Linked DNA regions of Mus musculus: region 1 is linked to region 2. A link is a loop called in an ENCODE intact Hi-C map of the cell type or tissue named here. Cell type or tissue: left cerebral cortex. All regions are shown on one strand. Links, peaks and the distances in the headings refer to the core of each region. The heading gives the core; the rest is flanking DNA. Region 1 holds the start of Gm29892 (a long non-coding RNA gene). Region 2 holds the start of Depdc5 (DEP domain containing 5).

Region 1 (8,579 bases), core at 140-8,139, 170 kb after region 2:
CTGCTGACCTGAGCTTGATTCTTGGAACCCACGTGATAGAAGCAGAGAACTGACACCCACAAGCTGTCCTCTGTCTATATGTAGACTGTGGCATGAGTATCCCTCAAATAAATAAATAGATAGATAAATACTTTTAAAGGTGACTGAAAAGAATCTTCTGTTTCTCTACCTGTCTACTGATAAACTATTTGCAAGACTTACATTTGGCATCTCTTCTAAACTGGAGGTGTGGTCGTAAGTCCTAGCCTTTTAGTTTGTCTTTGGTAGTCTCTAGAGACATTTCCATTCCTGAGATCTGCTCTGGGATGGTCCCCACCTTCCTGGCCTTTTCCTCCTGCACTTCCCCTCCCCACTCCCTTCTGTTCTTTAATTTGTCTTTTCTGCAACTGCCCTCTTCTTTCTTCACTTTCATGGCCACCCCCTGAATTCCACTAAGATGGTTACTATAGAAACACATCTCCTGGAAGTGACATCACTCATTTCCTAGGCAACTGTTTCTAGGGTAGTGAATATTAGATCACCATGGCAACTCTTCAGGAGTATACTTCACAGTGAAATGGGAAAACGGAATATTCATGTATTTCAGGGGGTTGGGATGAATCCAGGGGGAATACACACACACACACACACACACACACACACAAAGGTTTCAGAAGAAAGAGAGCCGTGGTTGCTTTGGAAAAAAAAAAAAAGGGAATGAATGTGAGACTGGAGAAGAGTAGAATCTCTGAGACCAACCCTGTCTCCTTCCTAATAACTGGGCTGATCATCTAGCATGTCACCAAGTTGGGGTATTTGAGAGTGAACAGGGATACCATTACTACTATGCACAAGTGACATGAATACTTGATCTTCCCAAGCAAATCAGGGTATATGATCCCCCATCCACAGCTATGCAGGTGCCTGGACTTATTTCCTCACCTATGGCTTAATCCAACAAGCACGGACTCAGCTATTTCTGTGTGTGGCGATTTGGGATACCACAGTAAGCAAAACCAGCCCAGGTATATGTTGTAATGGGATTCACAGTCGTGTGTGTGATGGGAGAAGGAAATCCCATAGTTATTCCAAAACATGCTGTGATACAGATTATGTGCAGGATCCAACAGGGAAGATACCCAACTTTAGGGGAAAGCCTATCAACAGGTATTGGAAGCAGCTAGGGGAGGAGGCTCTATAGCTAGGGATGAGGCAGAGGGTATGTGTGAGAGGGAAGGTTGGCAGAGGAATTAGCAGGGACAAAGAGAGTCCTCAGAAAGCAGGAGGGGGAATGCATCTGGGCATAGTGGCTCACATGACTTCCAGGACTCAGGAGGCTGGAGAGAAAGGCATGTCATGAGTGTTCATTCAACAGTAATTGGAATCTCTTTCTTGTGTTTGCAGTGAAACCTTCGCTTAACCAATGGCCCAGGGAAGGAGAGCAGTATGTGCCGATTTATGTCAGTGGCTGCAGTGGCTCCACAGCCCTGTGAGGTGAGCTGTTTACTGATCCACGTCACAGGAGGGAACCAAGCCTAGAGAGAGAGAAAGAGAGAAAGAGAGAGAAAGAGAGAGAGAGAGCGCAGAGCTTGCTGAGTCTTGCAGCACCAATCCTTATACATGGCTTTACTCATGAACTCACCGTTTTCTCTCTAGATGGTGTTTCTCCAGTGTCCTTAGTTCCTTGGTGGAAGAAAGGAAGGGAAGCCAAGCGCTAAGCCCAGGTTCTCTTAGGCTAGCCACCGTTGCTCTCCACAGTTATCACTGTGGGCTGAAGATCTGAGGGCCTGAGAAGTGATAAGATTCTCTCAGTTTCGCAGAGTGTCACCAAGGAAGTCTGCCTTGGAGAAGCAAGTTTCCCAGGAGGGGGACAGGTGTGGGAGACTAAGTGTGGCTTGGTGTCTTGCCTTTCTTGTCTGGGAATGGGACAATGGCATCTACCCCACAGCCTGTGGTGAAGCTGGCTGAGATGAGTTAGGGACTTGGCAGGGTCTCCCACTGTAGAGCATAACCGATAAGTCTAAATGGTTATTAGAATTAGGGCAGGAGAGCAAGGGGTGTGGACAGAGCACAGCAGGCTTGCGGGTGGAGGTGGGGGAGACGACTCACCAGCTGGCTCCCAGGAGAGAGAGAGAGTGTGATTTGGATCCATCCTTCTCATTCCTACAGTGGAGAAAGAGGCTACGCCTGGCCTCTTGTGGCAAAGGGAGTTTGTAGAGAAAGCCTGGAAGCAAGTAGGTTGCATCCATGAAGATAAGACCCGAGTGGGGTGGCGCAGAAAGCCTGGCTCCTTTGCCTACTTGTGGTCCTATGCCTAGCAATACTAATAAACTACGGTGGTTTCCTGTAGCCTCTAGTTATGGCCCCTTAAAAGCTAATACTACCCGAGACTTAGAAGGAGTGAATAACTGTGACCCCACCACACCCCACCACACCCTACTGCACCCTACCACACCCCACCACATACAAGGCTTCCGCAGTCAGGGTTCAACCAAAGAAAACAGTGCCCTCAGAAGACACCTGAGGAAGCGACTGTGGGTCTGAAATCATGAAGTGGAGGTTGGAACTCTCAGGGACCTGAAGATGTTATCCTTAGGCAGATTTTTTTCCTTCTAAATGGAAACCTTAGTTTTGATTTTAAGGCTTTTCCACTAATTTCATCAAGCCCATTCTGTATGTGGAGATTTCCTTCTTTATTTACAGTCAACTGATGAGGGACCATTATCTGATCCTACAAAATACTCTCTCAGAAGAACATGGGCTAAGCCAGGTCTCGGCAGCTTGTGGGATGTCTTTTTTTTGTTGTTGTTGTTGTTTTTTTTTTTTTTTTCGAGACAGGGTTTCTCTGTGTAGCCCTGCCTGTCCTGGCACTCACTTTGTAGACCAGGCTGGCCTTGAACTCAGAAATCCGCCTGCCTCTGCCTCCCGAGTGCTGGGATTAAAGGCGTGCACCACTACGCCCGGCTCTTGTGGGATGTCTTACTGATTCCTTACTGCATGCTCTGATAGAGTTCCACACACAATCCAGATAACACTCAACATGTTCTCTACAGTAGATATTCTTCTTGTCTCTAACTTCACAGAGTCAGCCTCAGGGAGGACATATTATCTGGCTGTGAACATTCACACACTACAACCCCTCCCATTTAGCTTCTCTGCCTCTGCATGTCCCTCTTTCTGATATGGGGACATTCCTGCAACTCTGGACCTCCTTGCCTTGGCTCCATCTGGCCTCCTGGGGTTAGGAAGTAGCTGCTCCAGCCTGGTAGGTACCACTTTCCTAGGCATTTGCTGCCACCTAGTGGGCTCGCTGGTGTTCACCACGCTCCACCGGAAGGCAGGAGCTGAGTTTGCAAGAGAGTTTGAGGGGCAATGATGAACGCCCCATGGAGTGTCCCCTGGCCCCAATTCAGATTTTTGTAGAGTCCTGGGGATGGGAGTGGGGTCCTAGAAGATTTCTTGGAATTTTGGAGATAGTGCATTTAAAAAAAAAAAGATTTATTTATTATTATATGTAAGTACACTGTAGCTGTCTTCAGACACACCAGAAGAGGGAGTCAGATCTCATTACGGATGGTTGTGAGACACCATGTGGCTGCTGGGATTTGAACTCTGGAACTTCAGAAGAGCAGTCGGGTGCTCTTACCCACTGAGCCATCTCACCAGCCCGAGATAGTGCACTTTTGATACGCTATACTTAAGGCGTGTCCAACCTTTTGACAGCGACACCACTTGTCATCCACAAAATTTCCTCCTGAGAACCTCCTAGACTGCTTTAAGCTGGGTGATGCTGGCGTGCAACCTCAATTCCAGTACTCAGGAGGCAAAAGCAGGCAGAGCTCTGAGTTCCAGGGCAGCCAAGGCTACACAGAGAAACCCTGTTTCGAAAACAAACAAACAAACAAACAGATGAACCTTATAGTTTAAGCTAGTGTACGATTTTTGTTGTTGTTGTTGGCCCACATTCTTAATTATTCTCCACAGCCGCATGTGGCTCCAGGGTTGGATACGCCAGTGGGAGTCGTGGGGGGGAGGGGGGTTACAGCCCGGCCCACTTTCAAGGAGGAGAAGAGAACATGAGGCAGTAGGAGGCTCCTTGAGCAACCAACCCCCTCTTCCTGTCCTGCCCACTAGGCACCGCACACTCACAGGGCATGTGCTACCTGGTGTAGCCATGAGGTGGCAGCTTCCAGCCACTTAGGGGCAGGAGGGAATCCTGGGAGAGATGCTTCATCAGCTGAGTTCTGTGCAGTTACAGGACTGGATGGCGGGAGGCACTCGCAGTTAGTGTGCCTGAAGGGGGCTGGAGACCAAAGCTGTCAGTCACTGCAATACCTGCAGCAGTCAAACTGACAGCCAATCAATCCTGCAGTCATTTTAGCCAACCAGGACAGCCAGTCTAGTTAGATTAGTCAGTCTTTGGCCTAGTCGGCAGGTCTGCCAATCTGGTCTGCCATTCTGTTAGCTTCTAGCTGGTCTTATCAGCATATCAGTCAGTCAGGACACCAATGGCCCCATATTTTCTCCATCAGACCCACAGGTGTTATTGTTTTTGTTAGGTGGTCAGCTGGTGTCCTATGCTCTATTGCTGCATAGAGACATCATGACCAAGGCAATTCTTAAAAAAAGAAAGCATTCAGTTGGGAGCTTGCTTACAGTTTCAGAGGTTTAGTTCATTGTTCATTATCATTCATTATCATCATGGCAGGGATCATGGTGGCCTGCTGCAGGCCATCTCTGGAGCAGTAGCTGAGAGCTACATCCTGACCTGATCAGTAACCAGAGAGAGAGAGAAAGAGAGAGACAGACAGACAGACAGAGAGACAGAAAGAGAGACAGAGACAGAGAGACACTGGACCTGGCTTGGGTTTTTGAATCCCCAAGTCCACCCCTGGTCATGAACTTCAGATCACACCTCCTAATCCTCTACTCCCGGGTGACAACAAAGCATTTAAATATGTGACCTTTTGAGGGCCATTCTTATTCAAACCACCACAGCTGTCCATCAAGCCCCCCCCCCCTCGTGATAGGCTAGTAGGCTAGTGAGATGGCCCAGCAGGTGAAGAAAGACGCCTGTTACCTAGCCTGGTGAGCTAAGTTTGACTCCCCAGAGCCACCTGGCAAAAGGAGAGGACTGACTCTCATAAGCTGTCCCCTGACTCCCACTGACTCCCACAAGTGTGCCTTGGCCACACACACACACACACACACACACACACACCTGCACATAAGACATACATACAAAATAAATAAAAATGTAAATTAAAAAGGCATTTCTTTTTTTTTTTTCTTCTTCTTTTTTTGCTTTTTCGAGACAGGGTTTCTCTGTGTAGCCCTGGCTGTCCTGGCACTCACTTTGTAGACCAGGCTGGCCTCAAACTCAGAAATCCGCCTGCCTCTGCCTCCCGAGTGCTGGGATTGAAGGCGTGTGCCACCACGCCCAGCTTAAAAAGGCATTTCTTAAATGTAGCTTCTTGCATGTGCTGACCTTGCAACTGAGGGAGAGGAGGGTCCAAAGGTGTTCACAGGAAGAAAATATGAAATGGAGACCTTGGCTTTTCCGGATCAGAATCTTCTAGGCCCTTAGGGAATGGTGGATGGTGAGGCCAATACGATCTCAAGGTGGCACTTGGGGGCAGCTGAGATGCCATGTCCCTGTCTGGGCTGGGTGGTGTTTCCAAGCTCAGCCTTTGACTCTGCAGGAGGGAATCTGATCTGATCTGATTTGGACTAGTGATGCCTCCTCCCTTTTCATCCTGTGTTGAGTACAGCATGGGTTCGGATCCTGGCCCTTCCAGGGACGCAGGAGAGCCTGAGTCTATGGTGAAGACAACATTAAAACAAATTATTTTTGAGATTTTTATTTTTTATTTTTATTTTTTAAAGATGTATTTATTTATTTTATGTCGTATATGAGTACACTGTAGCTGTACAGATGGTTTTGAGCCTTCATGTGGTTGTTGGGAATTGAATTTAGGACCTCTGCTTGCTCCAGTCAACTCCATTTGCTCCGGCCCAAAGGTTTACTTATTATTATACATACGTACACTTATCTGTAGCTGTCTTCAGACACACCAAAAGAGGGCATGGTTGTGAGCCACCATGTGGTTGCTGGGATTTGAACTCAGAACCTTCGGAAGAGCAGTCAGTGCTCTTACCCACTGAGCTTTCTCACCAGCCTGATTTTATTTTTATTTTATGTGTGTGGCTGTTTTGTCCTCATGTATGTGTGTGCACCATGTCCATGCAATGCAATACCCATGGAAGCCGGAAGAGGGTCCTCTGGAACTGGAGTTAGAGACAGTTGCTGCCGTGGGTGTACTAGTGACTGAATCTCAGCCCTCTGAGGGTGCAGCCAGTGCTCTGAATGGAGGAGCCATTCCTCCAGGCACTGATGACAGACCTCTTAGCTTTGTTCCTTGCACTGGTTCTGCCTCACTGCATTTCTCTGTGCAACCCCTTAACTGATTTGGACCCCAACATTACCACGAATGCTCTGTTGTGGTATTTACTGTGTGGTATTTACTTTCACAAACTTAGAATTGAGGAGGCCATAAGCCCACTGAAGTGGAGAGATGGCCTGCATTGAAACCATACACAGTTCCCTCCTAGGAGCCTAGGGTATGTGCCCTTGTGCACATCATAGCTTCTTTCTGGCTTTTGTGGTAGTGGGGGGGTGGGTGGGCATGTGCTCTGTTCCATATTCCCCAAGGACTGACTCTTAATGTGGAAGGAAAATTCCTAAGGGAAGCACCTAAGGATATTGTGGAATTTTGTCCAGCTACAGTTTAGAAACAGGGAACAGAATCTTGCTTTTTTTTTTTTAGTTGAACACTGATTCTTCTCTCATACAATACATTCCAACCAGAGTTCCCCCTCCTTCCATTCCTCCCAGCTCCACCCCCCCCCCCCCCCACACACACAGCTTCCCTCTCCCTGGGATCCACTCCCCCTCTGTCTCCCATCAACAAAGGCCTCCAAGAGACAACAGGCAAACAGGACAAGGCAAAGACAGTAAGACAAGGCAGACTGCAGTAAGACAAGACAAGGCAGACTACAGTAAGACAAGACAAGGCAGACTACAGTAAGACAGGGCAGACTACAGTAAGACAGGACAGACTACAGTAAGACAAGGCAGACTACAGTAAGACAAGACAAGGCAGACTACAGTAAGACAAGACAAGGCAGACTACAGTAAGACAAGGCAGACTACAGTAAGACAGGGCAGACTACAGTACGACAGGGCAGACTACAGTAAGACAGGACAGACTACAGCAAGACAAGGCAGACTACAGTAAGACAAGGCAAACTACAAACTACAGTTAGACAAGGCAGACTACAGTAAGAAGGCAGACTACAGTAAGACAAGGCAAACTACAAACTATAGTAAGACAAGGCAGACTACAGTTAGACAAGACAGACTACAGTAAGACAAGGCAGACTATAGTAAGACAAGGCAGAAGCCCTCACAATGAGTCTGGACAAGGCAGCCCAGTAGGAGGAAAAGAGTACTAAGAGCAGGCAAAAGAGTCAGAGACACTCCTGCTACCACAGTTAGGAGTCCCACAAAACCACCAAGCTAACAGCCACAAGGTATACCCAGAGGACCTGGTGCAGTGGCCCCACAGGGCCCATGCTTGCCACGTCAATCTCTCTGAGCCCATATGCTCCTTGCTTAGTTGAGAATCCTGCTTTTTGAGCCAGTGATCCGGGGGGCTGCTGTGCTTAGCTGTGTGTGAGCAGTCCAGAGGAGCTGGTGTGGGTACCAGGAGTGGGTAGATGAGATGTATCCTAGGGACCAGGACCTTCTGCTGGTTGGCTTTTGGTACCCGTGTTGGGAAGAGGGTTCTGATGAGCTCTTGGAAAGATGGAGGGAATGGGCAAGTTTCAGGTTTATGCTGGGACATTTCCTTTTTTTTTTTAATTTTTTTTATTAGGTATTTTCCTCGTTTACATTTTCAATGCTATCCCAAAGGTCCCCCATATCCACCCCCCCAATCCCCTACCCACCCACTCCCCCTTTTTGGCCCTGGCGTTCCCCTGTACTGGGGCATCTAAAGTTGGCAAGTCCAATGGGCCTCTCTTTGCAGTGATGGCCGACTAGGCCATCTTTTGATGCATATGCAGCTAGAGACAAGAGCTCCGGGGTACTGGTTAGTTCATATTGTTGTTCCACCTATAGGGTTGCAGTTCCCTTTAGCTCCTTGGGTAATATCTCTAGCTCCTGCATTGGGGGCCGTGCGATCCATCCAATAGCTGACTGTGATCATCCACTTCTGTGTTTGCTAGGCCCCGGACATTTCCTTTTTGTACACTAGCCTTGCTTCTTCTTAAAGCCAGGCCCCCAGCTTATGTGATGCACAGGCTATCTCTGTGGTCTAGTGAGGTACAGGATACAGCTCTTGGAAATCACAGGAGAGAGGACAGGGGCACATCACTTCCTTGGGCAGGGCTAGGAAATACTGGGAACAGTTGGATATTCATTCAACAAGTATATACTCAGCACGCCAGGCTCTGTGGTGCATAGTCGATGCCCCTGTATGGAGTGTAGAATCTAAAAGAAGTAATAAGGTTGCAGGAGAAGAGTGGGACCAGCCAGA
Region 2 (8,579 bases), core at 399-8,398:
AAAAAAAAAGGCTGTAGGCAATTGACTTGATTACAGAGTAAACCTGAGAGATTTCCCTGGAAGGTTGAGGGAGAAGGGAGCCAAGGCAGAGGAGACAGAATAGGTCAGTGAGAGGCTAAGTGGGCCTGAAGTTGATTCAGGGTGACCATCATTGGTCCATTGTCAGGACTGCTGCACAAAAACAAACTAGCAGGTTTTGCAGGGAGCTACAGAGTATCAAAGGAAGGGAACAGGAGAAAATAGAAGACTAGATTTGTACTAAAGAATTGTAGCTGGGCAGTGGTGGCACATGCCTTGAATCTCAAAAGAATTGTATTTGTCCCAGGAATGAGGTTCCCTTTCAGCCAGTTTCTCCTCAGCATCCAAAATGTCTTTTTCAGATAAGTCAGGATCAAATGGATCAAATGGAGTTGTTGTAGGGTGAAAGCCATTGGGCGACCTTACGGGGAACATTTTGCTTGAGTGTAGGGTGAGATTGAGTTAGTAATACAGGTAAAATGCATAAATATGAGTACAATAAAAGTGAATGAAGTGATCGATGAGAGGATTCAGAGTGTGGGGGGGGAACCGGAAGGAATTTCTACTCCATTTGTGTGTTTTTAAACTCCATTTCAACCCAATTAAGATTTCATGGTGTGGCCGGGTGGTGGTGGCACACTCCTTAATCCCAGCACTCGGGAGGCAGAGGCAGGCAGATTTTTGAGTTCGAGGCCAGCCTGGTCTACAAAGTGAGTTCCAGGACAGTCAGGGCTATACAGAGAAACCCTGTCTCGAAAACCCAAAAAAAAAAAAAAAAAAAAAAAAAAAAAAAAGGGGCTCGAGAGATGGTCCAGCGGTTAAGAGCACTGACTGTTCTTCTAAAGGTCCTAAGTTCAAATCCCAGTAATCACATGGTGGCTCACAACCATCTGTAATGAGATCTGATGCCCTCTTCAGGTTTGTCTGAAGACAGCTACAGTGTACTTACATAAAATAATAAATAAACCTTAAAAAAGAAAAGATTTGATGGTGTGGAAGTTGTATTGCTCTTGGAGGAGGGCTCAAATCCCATCCTTAACAGCAGTTAGCTCATTTTGGAGTACTTCAACAGCCAAAGCTGGTCCTGAAGAATGCTAAGCTGATTGAGCTAGCAAGACAGAGGGGCAAATTGATTCAAGAAGACTTCTCTTGTTTTTGTTTTTGTTTTTTTGACAGAGTTTCTCTGTGTAGCACTGGCTGTCCTGGAACTTGTTCTGTTGACCAGACTGATCTGGAAACTCAAGAAATCTGTCTGCCTCTGCCTCCTTAGTGCTCAGATTAAAGGTGTGCTCCAGCTGTTTTTAATTCTGAATCGCCCAAAACAATGTCCAGTGTGACAAGAAGAGGGATGAGTTAGGTGGCTCATAGCTCATTAGTCCCCTTTAAGAGGTAACTTGAACAGCTTTTGGGAGTTGGAAGCATTTATCTCCTGGTGTTTTGAGCTTACATGAGTGGAGCAACAGTTGGACTGCCATGGAAGAGGGTCCATCTAAGAGATCATGAGAAAACTTAATACTTAGCGAAGATCCAAAACATAAGTCAGGAGGCAATGACTGTACTCTTCATGGGGAACAGTCCTGTATGTTATGTTGTGTAGCTTGGTGTTTTTGTGGGTCTCCTAACAATGGGAGTGGGGGCTATTTACTCCTTTACTTGCTTTGGGGCCCTTTTCCCCTACTGGGCTGCCTTAACCAGCCTTAAAATGAGGGGATGTGCCTAGTCTTACTGCAACTTGATATGCTATGTTTGGTTGATATCTCTGGAAGGCCTGCCCTTTTATGAAGGGATATGATGGGGAAAATGGATTTGAGGGAGAAAGGAGGTGGAGAGAGGGTGTGAGAGGAGAGGAGAGAGGGGAAACTGTGGTTGAGATGTAATACATGATAGAAGAATTAAAAAGAAGAGAGAGGGACACACACAAGGTTATTGAAGAGACTATTACATCAATATCAACATGAGTAGATATAACATAAGGTTAAATACAGAATTAACATAAGGTTAAATGCCATCACACAGCTGGCTGGATCATGTACCAGAGTTCTGTAGAAGGATGAGGCAACTGTGATTTGCTGTTTGTTTACCTCAGACTCTTGAATAAGGAACAACCACCAGGAAGCTTTGTAACAGAAGTCAGTTAAAGTCAGCATCCAAGAAATGAATTTGAACAAAGTGTCCAAGTGACATTTCTTGCTTCTATGTATGATGAATTGTATTGTTGCAGTTGTTTTTTGTGTTTCAAGACACTGGATATCCTGGAACTCACTTTATATACCAGCTTGGCCTAGAACTCACAGAGATCAACCAGTTCTGCCTCCTGAGTGCTGGGATTAAAGGTGTGCACCACTACCCCTGCCAAGCACTGATAGACATTTTTTTTAAAAAAGATATATTTATTACTATATCCAAGTACACTGTAGCTGTCTTCAGATGCACCAGAAGTCAGATCTCATTATGGGTGGTTGTGAGCCACCATGTGGTTGCTGGGATTTGAACTCAGGACCTTCAGAAGAGCAGTCAGTGCTCTTAACCGCTGAGCCATCTCTCCAGGGCCCCCTTTTTTTGATAAACATTTTTATATTTCCTTTACATATTCAAAATACCAGGTATTATTTAATAAAACCATTTTTTGGTTAGAAACAATCTGATAAGGTAAAACTTTAAAAATTGGGACTGTTACCTTATATGACTGTATTTATTATGTCAAAATATGACAATAATATTTTATATGAATTTTGTTAACATTAAATCAGGATTACACAGTAAATGTATTTTTATATTGTTAGGCTATGTAAAAAAATACAATTTATTTCTAAGTTGTATTCTCCACAAAGAAATGATTTTCAATTTTTAATTTACAAAGAATACTCCAACAGGTAGTGGTGGTGCAAGCCTTTATTCCCTGTACTTGGGGGTCAGTGCTCCTAATCTCTGAGCCACCTCTCCAGCCTCCCAAAAATGTTTTTTTTTAAATTAACCCTACTAATAGAACCTTTTAAAATCTTTCTATGATATTTTCATTCCATAGATTCAACCGACAGATGGAAGATGAAAGCAATCAGTCATGTCAAATCTATAATTTATGATTCACGTGTATTAAAAGGCTAAAGCAAGCTCTCCTCCTTCTGTCAATGGGCAGCTCCGTAGTCCACTACATACCAACAGCACTGAGCATATTTGTTAATGTCATTTTATTTAAAAATAGATTGGTTTGGAAGCATAATTTGTAAAGACAGATAACCAAACAAAAGGAACTGTTGGCTTTTGGAATTTATTATTAGAAAACATCCTCAAAACTCCCTGCCAAGGCCTGTGTACTCCCTGTAGGCATCGAGGTGCAGGCCCTGGCCCTGAAGTTCTCCATCTGGGTAGAGACTATTTTATCAAAGTGCCACAGGTGAGCCCCAGTTGGAGAAAATCTTCATCTAAGTCACGCCTTCCTGAAGAATCTGAGGACTTCAGATATCACTTAATAGAATAATTTGCTGACTCTACAGATGTAAAAACAACTGTCAAAGACATGGCTTGGCTAGTCTAAAGAACTTTGCGAAGCTCTGAGTTTGATCCCAGAACGTCTGGCATCCTCCTTTATTGAAGGAACACGGTTAGGGTGTGTTTCCTGAAAGTTGCTTTTGCTAACAGGGTGGAGGGTGTAGCTGACTGAACTAGCAAGTGGGTCTCATAGCACTCACAGGACAGATTCCCCTGTGTATAGATAGCATCTTGCTATTTGTCTCTGCTCTTTAAGTCATTTAGGATGTGGTGCAGACTCTGAGATCCTCCAATGGACAAGAGAATCTACCTTTCCCACCTCCATTTTTTGAGACATGAGGAATAATTCATCTTTAGATAAGGAGGTTTTTGGCTTTGTTTGTTTGTTTTGGCCTACAAGGTGGGAACAGGTCAGGCCTTCTAGCAGGTTCTTCTTCCCATGAATCCTTACTCTGTAATGAGGCTAACACACAACTTACAGTTTTGTTTTGTTTTTGTTTTTTTGGTTTTTTTTTTTTTTTTTTTTTTTTTTGGTTTTCTGAGATAGGGTTTCTCTGTGTAGCCCTGGCTGTTCTGGAACTCACTTTGTAGACCAGGCTGTCCTCGAACTCAGAAATCCGCCTGCCTCTGCCTCCTGAGTGCTGGGATTAAAGGCGTGTGCCACCACGCAATTTACTCTGGTTGGATGATTTATGCCCCATCTAAGGAAACTACTGGGCCTTCTGCCATGCGAGCCTATTGTAGATTTAACCCATTGTACTCGGGCATTCAATGTTTTGAATATTTTTTTTAATCAAACAAACTTTAAGTTTACTGTACACTTGTTTTGACTTATGTACATTAGGTTTAATTTTGACAACAAAAGAGTATATAATGGGTAATGTAAATTGGTTTCTCCTTCCAAGCTTGTCTCTGTACATGTTACATTTGTACTTATCATTAACTTGTACTTCTTAATTATATTTAACAGTTTTCAATAAGTTAGTAACTCGCTCATGAATTATACACACCCCCGTTTTCTTGCTACATAGCCCAAGAACTCTAGGGAATGTTCAGCACTCTTGTCTCTACAGAACCTGGATTAGGAGGGGGAGCCACCACCCGCAGAGACTTTTGCACTTCTCAATAGCCCTCTGGACCAGGTTTAGTTATTAACTTCGTCAAACACATGGAAACAGCTCCGCGAGGTAAGAGTCGACTCTCTCGAGTTTCTCCTATTACGAAATCACTTCGCTCTTCTGAAACGAAGGTCTTGGCTGTGGCTCTATTTTCAAATTTTCCATGCAAAGCGGGCAGCCCTGTAGACGGTGGCGGGAAACGCCAACGGGAACTCGGTTTGAAGTCGGACTCAACGCCACGCCCCCAGCCTCCCCCCCGCCCCGCCCCCCCCACCTCCCCGCAGCCCCGGAGGAGGAAGTGGCGCGGCCACCGAGACGAGGCGGAGGCTGGGCTAGAGCGGCCAAGCCGGCTGAGCAGGGACTGGCGAGGGGCGGGGACTCGGGGCGGAGCCTCGGGAGCGGCGCGGGCTCAGGTGAGCGCTCTTCGGTGGTGCTGTCTGTCTGGTTCCTAGAGCCCTGGTGCGGAAGCTGCGCGAACTGTGGGGGCTCAGGTGGGATATCCTGAGGAGGTCCTGGGGAGATCTGTCCGGAATCTGGCCTCGGGCCGGGCCTGAGGCGCGCAGGGGCTCTGGAAGTGGGGGGGTTGGGGGGGGGAGTCGAGCGCCAACCTCGGGCTGAGACTTGAGGGGCTTGAAGGAAGGGTCCCTGAGCCAGGTTCGAGGCCCGACTCTTCTTGCAGTTCCCCGTGTGACCTTGGACCAGTCTTTCTCTCACCAAGCTTCCCGGACCGCAGCGGTGAAATGGAGGCAGGACGGTCCGCTGAGAGTTGGTACCAGTAGAGGGGTCGGCAAGGAAACCGCAGCCTTCCTCAGTTCTCTTTTCCCCAGGACATTGTTAGTGGACCGCGAGTCATGGGAGTGCATAACAGTTCGAGTGACCTTGGGCGAATCCCTTGTTTTGACGTTCCTCTACTTATGTGATGGACTAACCTCTTCGAATATCCCTGTACTATTTTGGTGTTCCTGATGCAGACAAAAACAAGGTAGTGCCCCTCTCACCACAAGCCTCCCTTTTAGGTATGCGGTAGAGAAAATAGCTTTAGAGGATGGACGAGATCTGAGCCCAAGTTCCCTTTAATTTTTAAAGCACACTTCTATTTGTTTGTCTCTCTTGGTAATTGGAGGAGCGATATAATGCAAGGGTTGGCACGCCTTTCAGCCGAACAACCACCAGTACCTTCAAGGTCTAAAATTAAAGAGCAAATTTAGGAAGCCTGACATCCTCGATGTTTTTATTTGTGTTTCAGTAGCAGGAAAGCAAGATGACTTCCCTGCTCCAAGATTGGAACAGCTGAAGAAATCACAAGACAAAATGAGAACCACAAAGGTCTACAAACTTGTCATCCACAAGAAGGGCTTTGGGGGCAGTGGTCAGTATTGATTGATATTTGGGGATTGTGTAAGTTGGCTGAAGTTATGATGTGCCTTAAAAATTACCCATATCACAAGGGAGACTGGACAGGTAAGAGTGGAGCAGTATCAGAGATCAGGGATGGTTGGAAATGAGAGCACAGGATCTTTTTGAAAAGCATTCTTCACATTCAGAGTTTGTTGGGTTGTATTTTGAATCCAGGTTTTACCATGTTTCCAAGGCTCATTTAGAACTCATTGTGTAGCCCAAGCTGGCTTTGAACCCATTATCCTCCTGCCTGTGTATCTGGAAATACTCTACCACACCTGAGTTAATTTTCCTCCTGCTTTTGTTTGTTTTGTTTTTGTTTTTCTTCTGTGTAGTGAGTGCTTGGCCACAAGTTTACTAGAAAAGGACTCTATGGACTGCATCCAAGTCCTTCCTCCTGGTTTTTTTTTTTTTTTTTTTTTTTTAATGTTCTTTACTTCAGAAATCAGAATTACTGACAAAGTGAGCTGGTTTGGTTTGGTTTTTGAGACAGAGTCTTAGAGCTCATACTGGCTTTGAACTCAGTATGCACTGGAGGCTGATCTTGAGTTACTGCCCTTCCTTCCGTCCTTCATACCCAAGTGTTGGGATTTCAGGCATGTGCTCCCACGTTGTTCTCCGTGGATCTGGATAAAGAACCCATGCTTTGTGCCTATGAGCAAGCACACTATCAAGGAGCAATCACTTCAGACCTCAATGAGTCCTTTTAAACTTTACATTTCATTTTTTGGATGGGCTCTTACTCTATAGCCTTTATAGGTTTGCAATGCTGACTAGACTGGCCTTGAACTTACAGAGCTCCTCTGTCTTACAGAGATAGTTTTGCCTACTAAGTACTGGGATTACTTAGTAATCATGCCTACCTACCTTGAATTTTTAGTCATTTACTTGTTTTTCTTCACCTTGTTTTTGAGACAATTCCTCAGTGATACCTGGGACTTGTTAATTTAGGCTAGGCCAGCTGCCCGGTGAAACTGAGTGATAGCATGTGGAAGCTCTCCCAGAAATGCCCCAAACCTTTTGTCAAATTATTGCAGTCCTCATGTTTAGTCATATCAACCCCACTATTTATGAAACTGGCCTAAAAACTTGTGAAGAATAGGCAGCTATTGAATAAATACAGAGATAGTTTCAGCAGAGGGAATAACAAGAATACAGGTATATGATATATGATATTATATATATATAATGTATATAGAGGTGTGTGTGTGTGTTTATAAGACAGATATAGCTTGGTGATAGACCTAGAAGACCAGTATCCCTATCAAATATGAAGACTGTGAGTAGGTAAAATCTCTTGTCCCCAAGGAGTTCTTTACATTATGAAATGATTAGTTGGCTGTAGTGGCTTGTGCCTGTGACACAGAACTTTCCAAGGTTGAGACAGGAGGATTGCTGAAAGTTTGAGGCCATCCTGCTGCAGAGTGTAACCGACTCTGTTTCCGAGGAAAGAAATAGGAGCTAGATCTGGTGGCGCATACTCTGAATCCCAGCACACAGGAGGCAAAGGCACTCAGTCTCTTGTGAGTTTGAGGCTTCCCTGGTCTATATAGTGAGCTCCAAGCTACACAGTGAAACTCTGTCTCAAAACAAATAAATAAGCAAAAAAGGAGGGGGGAGAGAGGAGAAAGAGAGAGGGAGAGAAAATGAAACAAATAAATCAATATGCTCAGAGAGCTTGATTTGGAAAACAGAAGTTCATCCCAGGGACTTCACACACATTGGAACTAAAATTGTCAATGAAACGTTTAAAATAAAAAATGAGATTGACTCAGTCAGTTCTTTACTAGGCTGATCCGTGTGGAGTATAATCATCTGTGAAGTCTATTTGATTTTGAGGTGGATGGATGGATGGATGGATGGATGGGTGAGTGGGTTGGTTGATTGGTGCTGAGGATTGGGTTTGTAGCCAGGGCCTTATGCATGCTCTGCAGTTACTCTGTTGGGCGATACCTTTACCCCGGGCCCTTGAGTTTAAAGGTTGTTTCGAGCCCTATTATGAACTAACACTTAGAACCTAGACTCGAGTTTTATAACACATAAGAGATGGTGAGCCTGATTTAGACAGAAGGAGCTCAGTACTAGCTCTTGCTTTAATTTTACTGCTGGTCTAACCTTTAGACAATTCAGTTTATCTCCCAGGTTATTTCCTTGCTCTTGTTAGTACTAAAGATTTATTATGAAGGTCTAATTAAGACAGTGTTTAAGGGATTTCTTTGAATATTACATAAATATGAGTACTGTGTTTGGGTCCTAGACTCTTTCTATCATATGGATGCCAGATTCACAGTCTTTTAGAGAGTAAAGGATGTGCCAGAGGCATAATTCCCCAAACCACTGGCTGCTTTTTCCATGGGCATATTAGAGCAGAGAGAGTGTGTAATTGGAGACAGTCCCTGAGTCCCTTCCAACACACCCATTTACTGTTGTGGCCCTAGACACTTTTGCAATTTCTTTCTTTTGAGCTGAGGTTGGAAACCAGCATGCTAGGCAAGTACTTTATCACTGAGTTACACCCCCACCCTGCGCAAATCCTTTAGTTCTAAAACTGGACTC

Evidence for each region. Peaks named below come from ENCODE experiments on the same cell type or tissue, not always from the same donor. Only the 100,000 strongest peaks of a DNase experiment are listed, where the experiment ranks them.
Region 1: it touches region 2 in a loop (4-fold over the local background); 5 of 42 quality-filtered maps call a loop at or near these places.

Annotation. Positions count from the first base shown.
Region 1 is chr5:33,030,156-33,038,734 of GRCm38, forward strand. It overlaps Gm29892 (a long non-coding RNA gene), which reads left to right and starts at 1,023. Exons shown (of 4, transcript XR_868337.1): 1 at 1,023-1,146; 2 at 1,384-1,473. In left cerebral cortex, for the core only: CTCF peaks have their summits at 2,188 (motif pointing left), 3,274 (motif pointing left), 3,275 (motif pointing left) and 4,155; DNase peaks (open chromatin) are centred at 436, 2,103 and 3,257; H3K27ac peaks cover 1,281 bases.
Region 2 is chr5:32,858,706-32,867,284 of GRCm38, forward strand. Depdc5 (DEP domain containing 5) reads left to right here and starts at 5,016. Exons shown (of 43, transcript NM_001170567.1): 1 at 5,016-5,116; 2 at 5,872-5,994. The coding sequence starts at 5,937. In left cerebral cortex, for the core only: no CTCF peak of the experiment used is centred there; DNase peaks (open chromatin) are centred at 4,949 and 5,366; H3K4me3 peaks cover 1,655 bases; H3K27ac peaks cover 614 bases.